Linked DNA regions of Homo sapiens: region 2 is linked to region 1. A link is an interaction called in ENCODE POLR2A ChIA-PET data of the cell type or tissue named here. Cell type or tissue: PC-3. All regions are shown on one strand.

Region 1 (5,000 bases):
TTGGATCCTTGGAGGGCTACAAACTAGGGGAGAATGAGCTGTAGAAGCTTTATACTGCAGCCGTCTTTGAGTCAGCTCATGTCATGTTTGGATTGTGAAGTGATCTGCCCCCTCATTCTAACTGCCTATCAGAGAAGATGGTGGATCCTCTGTAGGAATATAACATCACCCAGGGCCTTTATAGTTTTTCATACACAATGAATGACATTCTAACAAAAACTACAGATAAACCCAGAGACCAGAAGAGGAATAAAACCAGACAGTACAGAAATAGATCCATGTGTGTCCCCATCATCTAATTAGTTAATCAATCTTTATTTGAAGGACATTTAGGTTGTTCCCAGTCTTTAGTATGGCGAGTAATCAGCAGTGAACATTCTTGTATGTATATATTTGTACACATATATATCTTTAAGATAAAGCATAGCTTTGCTAACTCTGGTCTTATGAAACTTTTTGTTCTTTACCAACTTGATACAAAAGTGTTTTGTTCTTAGTTTTTATTTTTCTATACTATGAACTGCCTATGCATGTCCTTTATCCATTGTTGTATGGGGTTGTTAGGCTCATACATATATATAAGGCATAGTGGGTAAGTGCACAGGCAGACCCTGGATCTAGATTGCTTGTGTTAAATCATAGCTCTTTCACTTACAGCAGTGGTAGCCTTAGCAAATGAAACTCTGTGTACCTCAGTTTCCTCATCTGTAAAATGTGGATAACCATAGCACCTTCCCATAGAGTCATTATGAAGTTGAGTTAGTTAATATTCAGGGCATAGAAGTGGGCCTGGCATGCTACATAACTGCCAACCACTGTAATGATGCTACTGGTGGTGGTAGAGATGGAAATTAGCCTTTTATTATATGTGTGGCAAGTACTTTTTCCAAGTTCATCTTTTGGCTTTGTTTTATTATCTTACGCTTTGTACAAATTTAAACTGAGTTTTAAGGATGAGTTGTTTTTAGCTTCCTATGAAGCGGCTGGTGGAGAGTTAAGTGTGGAAAGTGAGGGCATTTCAGGCAGAGGCATAGAGGCAGAAATAGCATGGTTTAGGGCAAGAATCATAGTTGTTGATGGAATGTAAAATAGGCAGGGCATGAAGTGGTATGAAGATGAAGAGGTAGGCAGATCCACGTCATATAGATCGGGGTCCCCAACCCCTGGGCTGCGGACTGGTACCAGTCCATGGCCTATTAGGAACACGGCCACACAGCAAATGAGTGGCAGCATTAGATTCTCATAGGAGCATGAACCCTATTGTGAACTGTGCATGCAAGGGATCTAGGTAGGCTGTGCTGTCCTATGACAAGCTAATACCTGATGATCTGAGGTGGAACAGTTTCATCTCAACCATCTGCTCCCCCCGCAACCCCTACACCAGTCAGTGGAAAAACTGTCTTCCAGAAAACTGGTCCCTTGTGCCAGAAAGGCTGGGGACCACTGATATGGATGGCCCCTTATGGCATGTTGAAATATAAGTGGTATAGCATCAACTCTTCTGATTACAGAAAATTGTCTCTGTGTATTTAAAGAAAACACATTAGTCCTCAGTTAACCATTTTATAACATATTAGTATAACTATATTATATATAACTATATATTTGTGTAGTGCTAAATAATTTGGCAAACAGCAGTTTACAAGCTTTTGAATTCATCATTAATTTAATCTTGTCTATAGTTCTGATATATGGTTGTATTATTACCAAGTTACACATGAGGAAATTCATGTGCAAAGAGGTTTTTTTTTTTTTTTTTTAATTTGTTCAAAGACAAATAGCTAGTAAGTGGGACTATTCAAATGAGTGTCTTGGTCTTGGGACTCAGTAAGTCCAAAATTCTTTTTCATTCTGCTGCACTCATAGAAAATGAATGTACAGGGGTAAAAACTCACGCATACTCAGGTACCAAGGGATGCTTTCCTTTGGATTTGAGTTTTTGGGATAGCATCTTCCCATCACAGTTGAGTGAGGTTCTTTTTTAAATTTTGCATTGAGTGTGGATGCTTTGGCAATGACACTTCATTCCTGATGGTTTAATGCAATTAGCAACATGCCTATCTTGTAGTTTGTTTTGTTTTTTTTTTTGCCTTTATTAATAAGCAATCACTCTGGCTGAGAGAAAATCCTTTTTCAGGAAGGATCTTCAGGGAACTATAGCTGTTCCTGTAATTCACATAAGATTCATTTTAGGTCACTGGCCACAGGTGCATGTCATTCTTAAGGCATCATATCCTTAGAGCGTTGCTCTTCCTGTTAAGTATAGTAATAGTCAAAGGATAGGCATTAAGAAAGTACTTCAACCATTAGATTCATTTATGAATGCTAAGATATTCAGTATCTCAGTGACACCTGAAGTAGTTTCCAGCATTTCTGTTCTGTGAGGTGAAGGAAGGGTGAGTTATTGCTTCAGTGCTACTAAACACTTAAAAATCCCTGTAAAAGCTGGTAGAAGGATTGGTAGCTTTGTGACTAACTCCTCTGGACTGAGGAAGATGATGTTGCCTTTCCTGGTTCTGACTTGACATCTTGTTGCTCTGCTTTGTGGTGGGGTAGTATTGCTTTCATTTCACCCACAATTTCCTCTTTTCGGGTGGAGGAAGCTGACATGTGACCCCAGGAAGGAAAGGGAAGTAAAGAGAAAATTAAGAAAAGTAAAGTCTCACATCAGCAGTAACAATTGTTTTATTGTATGTGATTGTTCTTTATTAAAAATCTGGGAAACTGAAAGGTTCATAATAACTGTCTTGGCATAATTGATACTGTTGAATGCATACATGTTCTCCATTCATCTTTAAGAGATGTTATGAGACTTTGATTTAAAAGGGGGAGATCTTCATTTTTCTGGCCTTTTCCTGGTTCCTTTCTCATAATAGTCCAGGTAGATTGAAACACCACATTTCACAAGGCTTCAAATAAATTATTTTGATGTTATACATACTCTTAATATTAAGTTTGAAATCCTAATAGCATTTTACCTATAATATTATACTTTAATGGAGATTTAAAAAATTTAGAGAAACATATTGAGTAGGAAATAAAAGTGAAATCAAAGTATTGTTACTGAATCACTAACTTTAGAAGTTATCTGATGTGTTGCCTTCATTTCTGAGATTGAAACTATGATCTAAAGAGATTTTCAGTTCATGACATGTGTTGTATGTGTGTGTTGGGAGGTCTCCAAGACCACCCACAGGTTCACTGATTTGCTAGGGGGACTTAAAGGACTCAATACGTAGTTGTATTCTGTGCTGTGATTTATTACAGTGAAAAGACACCGAGCAAAATCAGTAGAGGGAGAAGGTGTGTGGGACAAAGTCTGGGGAAAACCCATCACAAGCTTCTGAAGTCCTCTCTCAGTGGAGGCACACAAGGTGTGCTTAATACCCTAGCGAGGAGTTGTGACAACGTATGAAATGTTCTCAACCAGGGAAACTCGTTAGAGACTTAGTGATTGGGGTTTATATTAGCTGATCACATAGGCACCCTCTACCTAGCATGTGCTAGAATTTCAGATTCCCCGCAGGAAAGCAGATGTTTGGCATAATTATATTGTTTCTGTAGTTTAGGTACAGTGAACAACTCATCAGTTAAGGAGGGTGGGAACCCTCCTAACATCCAAGTTTCTAGGCACCAGCCAAGGGCAAGCCTTGGAAGCAGGCCTTTTTAAGGATAGACATCTTCTCCCACTGATGTGTTAGAAAGAAAGAAAAGGATAGACAGGCCTGCTGTGTCAACTCTTTGCTGTGTATGTGTACGTGTACATGTGTGCACTTGTGCATATGCATGCATGCAACATTTAGCATAGAGTGTGCTTTTCATTAAACGTTAGCTGTTTTTACTTATTTATTATGGGGATTCTTCATTGGTTACTACTACTGTTACTTTTAATTGTGCTCTTCCGCATTCCTATGAGGTAGCTTGGCCGGTATTTTGATCCCCATTTGATAGACAGGAAGACTAAGGCAAAGAGAAGCTTCAACATGTATTTTTATATATATATATATGATATATATATATGATATATATATGATATATATATATGATATATATATGTTATATATATTATATATATGTTATATATGTTAGATATATATGTTATATATATTAGATATATATATGTTATATATATTAGAGATATATATATATGTTATATATATTATATATAAAATTTCCCAAGGCTCCATCATTCAAGTTTTGACATTTCTAAATACTCTCGCTTAATTGACAGAGCAGGTATCTGAACCTAATGTTACGTTCTTTTTGCAAGCCCACAAAAAAAAAGTGAGGATTTTTTTTTTCCTTCTTAGCATTTTTAGAGGGTACAGCTAAGATAGAACGTAGGATTAAATGTTTAAGTTAATATCACTTTGGACCAATTCACAACCTTTTATGCTTAACTGTTTTAGTATTCAAGAAGTACTTTACTTTCTATGTAATTTTTGAGCTTTTGGGCACGGTGTCATTTAATATAGCACAGTCCTGTTGGGGCAAAAAATGATCCTTAAAGCATTAAACATTGTTCATCTTAATCCAACTAAACTGATTAATATCAGTACTAATTTTGGTGACTGTAAATTAGTACCCTACCTCTACCCCTGCACATCACCTTTTGCAGTCAAACAAGCCAGAGGCATAGTAAGATTTCAGTCATTATGCTGAGTTCCTCCTTGGTCTTATATGAACTTTGAGATTTCTTAATATCCCAAAGTGAATTTAACTTTTCATGTAATATATGTATCAAAGTAGTTGGAACATTATCTTTGTTTTCTTTTCTTTTTTTTTTTTTTTTTTGAGACAGAGTCTTGTTCTGTCCCCAGGCTGGAGTGCAGTGGCACGATCTCAGCTCACTGCAAGCTCTGCCTCCCAGGTTCACACCATTCTCCTGTCTCAGCCTCCCAAGTAGCTGGGACTACAGGCACCTGTCACCACACCTGGCTAATTTTTGTATTTTTAGGAGAGACGGGGTTTCACCATGTTAGCCAGGATGGTCTTGATCT
Region 2 (5,000 bases), 200 kb before region 1:
AGCAGAGTCAAGGGCAGTATTTCAGGCTGCAGCAGAAGCAGGAAGCGAAGACATGTGGCTGTGATAGCAGGTGTGTGCTGTTGGATGATGCTGGCGCTACTGCAGTTTGACATTGCTGAAGAGGAAGGTGGAAGAAGGACCAGACCCTGAAGAGCCTTGAACGCTCCCGTCTTCTCTACTAAGAAACTGAGACTTGCCGGACACGGTGGCTCACACCTGTAATCCCAGCACTTTGGGAGGCTGAAGTGGGCAGATCATTTGAGGTCAGGAGTTTGAGACCAGCCTGACCCACACGATGAAACCCTATCTCTACTAAAAATACAAAAAAAATTAGCCAGGCATGGTGTCATGCACCTATAGTCCCAGCTACTCAGAAGGCTGAGGGAGGAGACTCCCTTGAACCTGGGAGGTGGAGGTTGCAGTGAGTTGAGATCGTGCCACTGCAGTCCAGCCTGGGTGACAGAGTGAGACTCCATTAAGGAAGGAAGGAGGGAAGGAGGGAGGGAGGCAGGGAGGGAGGGAGGGAGGGAGGGAAGGAATGAAGGAAGGAATGAATGAAGGAAGGAAGGAAGGAAGGAAGGAGAGAGAGAGAGAGAGACTTTATTCTAAAATCAACAGAGAACCACCAAAGGGTTTTAAGCAGGGAGTAACATCATCAGATCTGTGTTTCAGAAACATCATCCTGGCCAGGTGCAGTGGCTCACACCTGTAATCCCAGCACTTTGGGAGGCCGAGGCAGGTGGATCATGAGGTCAAGAGATCGAAACCATCTTGGCCCACATGGTGAAACTCCGTCTCTATTAAAAATATAAAAATTAGCTGGGTGTGGTTGTGGGCACCTGTAGCCCCAGCTAATCGGGAGGCTTAGGCAGGAGAATCGCTTGAACCCAGGAGGCAGAGGTTGCAGTGAGCCGAGATCGCACCACTGCACTCCAGCCTGGCGACAGAGCGAGAATCTGTCTCAAAAAAAAAAAAAAAAAAAGAAAAGAAAAGAAACATCATCCTAGAACTTGTGTTAAAGATGAACCAGGGCCAGGGAGGGCGGATTGGAGGAGAGATGAAGCTAGAAAAGATGAGGACGAGCAGGCATTTCCTTTATTAGTAGAAAAACAACTTAAAAAGAAAAGACTGATGATAGGAGGGCCTGAAATAGGGCAGGTACAGGGACAGCAGAGGGGTGGTGGAGGCATCATAGAGCAAGGGAAAATGAGGGAAGTTAGTTGGGGAAGTCCACTATCTGATTTTGCCTTAAGAAGAAAATATTGAAAGGTAAGATACTTTAAATTGGTCAACCCCAAACATATGGAATGTTTACTAAAGTACTGTGTGTCAAGGTTGTACGTAGGAACACGTGAAGCCTCCCTGTGGGGTCTAGCAGCAGGGCTCTTTGCAGCCCTCAAGCCTGTTTAGGACCTGGGCTCGTTGCCTCTCTGTCCTCATTTCTGATCATTGGGTCTTTGAAGGAAGCTGGATTTCCCCATTAGCTTATCTATAATGCTCACTTGATAACAGACAATAGTCATTGCAGTGGTGCAAGGAAAAGTAGACAACACCTTCCACAAACAATATTCTGTAACTCAACAAAAAGGACTATAGAGCAGAACAATATTTAATTCAATTTCATCCACCCATCCATCTATTCACCAGGCATTCAGTTTCCAGCCAATAAATATTTGCTAAGGGCCTGTCCATTCCAGTTTTAGCCAAGCAGGGTGCTGGGAACCAGGGATGAAAAGGCCTTTGAAGAATTCCATGTCCCCTCCTGCAGATTCCAGCCTTCAGTTCCTCCAGTCAGGCCTCCCTGACTGACAACACTCTAGACGGAGCAGACCCCACAATGCCTGGCATGCCTTTTCCTAACACAAACGTCCACCACCACCTCCTAGCCCTGTGGCTTAGACAGACATGCTATGAAGCTCACGACCATCCTCAACTCCTTCCACCTCTCCATTTCCATGTATTTAATTGGCCAGAGTTGTCCTCACCTTCTATCTTCAGTTCTTCTCACTCTTCATTCCTTAAATTACTGAACTCTGGCTTTTGTGCCTGTCACTCTTCTAGCTGACGGAGACCAAATTCAATGCATTCCTTTTTTTTTTTTTTCCTGCGATGGAGTCTCGCTCTTTAGCCCAGGCTGGAGTGAAGTGGCATGATCTCGGCTCACTGTAACCTCCGCCTCCTGGGTTCAAGCAATTCTCCTGCCTCAGCCTCCCGAGTAGTTGGGATTATAGGTGCCCACCGCCACACTCAGCTAATATTTGTTTTTTTGTTTGTTTGTTTGTTTGTTTTTGAGACGGAGTCTTGCCCTGTTGCCCAGGATGTAGTGCAATGGCGCAATCTCGGTTCACTGCAACCTCCGCCTCCCGGTTCAAGCAATTCTCCTGCCTCAGCCTCCCGAATAGCTGGGATTACAGGCGCCCGCCACCACACCCAGCTAATTTTTGTATTTTTACTAGAGACGCGTTTTCACCATGTTGGCCAGGATGGTCTCGAACTCCTGACTTCGTGATCTACTTGCCTCAGCCTCCCAAAGTGCTGAGATTGCAGGCGTGAGCCACTGCTCCCAGCCTAATTTTTGTATTTTTAGTAGAGAGGGGTTTCACCATGTTGCTCAGGCTGATCTTGAACTCCTGACCTCAGGTGATCCACTTGCCTCGGCTTCCCAAAGTGCTGGGATTACAGGCATAAGCCACCGCATCTGGCCAACATGGTCTTTTAACTGTTTGTTAACTTATCTGTCTCCAACCTGGGCCATATGTCTCTTGTATACTATTGTATCTCATATATATAGTGAAGTCTAAGAAGAAACTCAGTGAACAAGTGAGGAATGAATGAATGAGCACTTGTCCAAGAGGACCTGTCCACGGGCTGCTTAGTATCCTGAAAAAATTTTGATAATCTGAAATTTTAAAAAAACCTAAAACTGAAATAAGTTGAGCAAATTGGACTGGACCATTTAGGAATTACAAAATGGGGAACTGTTGAGAAAATCTGTAGTTAGTCATGGGCCAAAAGCTGGAAGTGGTAGTTGAGATGAGCCATGGCAACAATGGCTGTGTTTACACTAAAATTATGAGGAAACAAAAACTGTGGTTAAGCAGAGAAGAAAACAGAGCAGTCATACAGAAAGAAGCAATTAGGTCAAAAGACAATGAGGCAAAGAGAGCAGCTCACTCCATCCAGACTGTGTCTGGAACAGCCCTTGCCCTTCTTTACCTGACATGAAAGCTGAGACCATGTGACAGCTCCTCAGGAAGCCTCCCTGACCAGCAGTGTTTGGGGGCAGAAACCAATGTTCTCTGAAAAAATGATCATATGCTTCTTTCTAGCCCTGAATGCCAACCCCACCTGACACACATTGTAAGAATTCAGAGGCCAGGTGCGGTGGCTCACGCCTATAATCCTAGCACTTTGGGAGGCCAAGGTGGGCGATCACCAGGTCAGGAGTTCGAGACCAGCCTGGCCAATATGGTGAAACACCAGCTCTACTAAAAATACAAAAATTAGCCCGGCATAGTGGCGGGCGCCTGTAATCCCAGCTACTCGGGAGGCTGAGGCAGGATAATTGCTTGAACCCAGGAGGCGGAGGTTGCAGTGAGCCAAGATCACGACACTGCACTCCAGCCTGGGTGACAGAGGGAGACTCTGTTTCACAACAAACAAAAAAACAAAAAATTCAGAAATGATGTGCTTAAGACAAAATTGCCCATAGCCAGTTTCCAGTTATCTTCACTTTTAGCATCACTACTCCAAGCACTCTCCCAGCCCCCAAGGGAAGGGAGAAAGGAAAAAATTTATACAAAGCATATGCAAGGTGGGGATGGAAGGTCCTCCTGCTCTTTTTCTGAATGTCTGAGGCAGCAAAGGTAGAGATGTGAACCTCTGGTGAGCGAGCTGAGGAATAAACAGGCTGGGATGTGAGTGTGGCTGGGAGCATGACGGGGTGGTATAGGTATAGAACAGGAAAACCAGTATCACAGTGTCCTCTTGGCTCACCCACTTAGTTTTGGTAACTGAGGGACTTTACATTGATTTTTATAGCACTGATAAGGTGTTTTAGAACAAGCACCTGCAGGCTTATCTCACTGTCCTTGAGCTCCTACGTCACCAGCTGTCATGAGCGTGATGTGTCCTGGCCTGGCCTGGCCTGGGTAGCTATACATTCCACAAGACAGTCTATGTAAGATACACATGTTCTCATAAAAGTTTATGACAACTTTAAAAAATGCTTTTATTTTTGAGATGGGGTCTTGCTTTGTCACCCAAGCTGGAGTGCAGTGGCATGATCATAGCTCACTGCAGCCTTGACGTCCTGGGCTCAAGTGATCCTCCTGCCTCAGCCTCCCGAGTAGCTAGGACTACAGGCACAAGCCACCACACCTGGCTATTTTTTTCTTTTTCTTTTTTTGTAGAGATGGGGTTGCCCTGTGTTGCCTAGGCTGGTCTCAAACTCCTGGACTCATGCGATCCTCCCACCTCAGCCTCCCAAAGTGTTGGGATTACAGGCATGAGCCACCATGCCTGGCCTAAACAACTTTTTGAAAAAGAAGAAATACAGGCTTGTGATGTATTGTTAAAAGTTGTAACAAAGACAGCACTCTGGCCACGTGTGGTGGTTTACGCCTGTAATCCCAGAACTCTGGGAGGACAAGGTGGGTGGATCACTTGAGGCCGGGAGTTTGAGACAAGCCTGGCCAACATGGTGAAACCCTGTCTCTACCAAAAATACAAAAATTATCCAGGCGTGGTGGTACACACTTGTTGTTCCAGCTACTCAGGAGGTTGAGTTATGAGAATTGCTTGAACCCAGGAGGTAGAGGTTGCAGTGACCCAAGATTGCACCACTGTACTCCAGCCTGGCAAAAAAAAAGACAGCACTCTGATTTCATTTCTTATATATTGCACCAAATGAAAGGAAGGATTACGTGGTATATATCCCTGGTATCCAGGTCCAAAGTCTTTCCCTGATTTCCTCTGATCTTTGGGCTAGGTGAGCTGCC

The links. ChIA-PET counts read pairs that join two places held together with the same protein. Peaks named below come from ENCODE experiments on the same cell type or tissue, not always from the same donor. Only the 100,000 strongest peaks of a DNase experiment are listed, where the experiment ranks them.
Region 2: POLR2A ChIA-PET joins it to region 1 with 5 read pairs; 2 of 35 experiments call an interaction of 5 or more read pairs at or near these places.

What each region holds. Positions count from the first base shown.
Region 1 is chr11:74,781,166-74,786,165 of GRCh38, forward strand. The region is part of intron 1 of RNF169 (ring finger protein 169); the gene reads left to right. Among named protein-coding and RNA genes, the nearest start is that of RNF169, 35 kb to the left of the region's middle. In PC-3, no CTCF peak of the experiment used is centred here; a DNase peak (open chromatin) is centred at 2,466; H3K4me3 peaks cover 395 bases; H3K27ac peaks cover 542 bases.
Region 2 is chr11:74,578,250-74,583,249 of GRCh38, forward strand. It overlaps LOC105369386 (a long non-coding RNA gene), which reads left to right. Exons shown (of 3, transcript XR_950302.3): 3 at 1-131. Among named protein-coding and RNA genes, the nearest start is that of POLD3, 12 kb to the right of the region's middle. RefSeq lists an enhancer at 3,271-3,320. In PC-3, no CTCF peak of the experiment used is centred here; no DNase peak of the experiment used is centred here.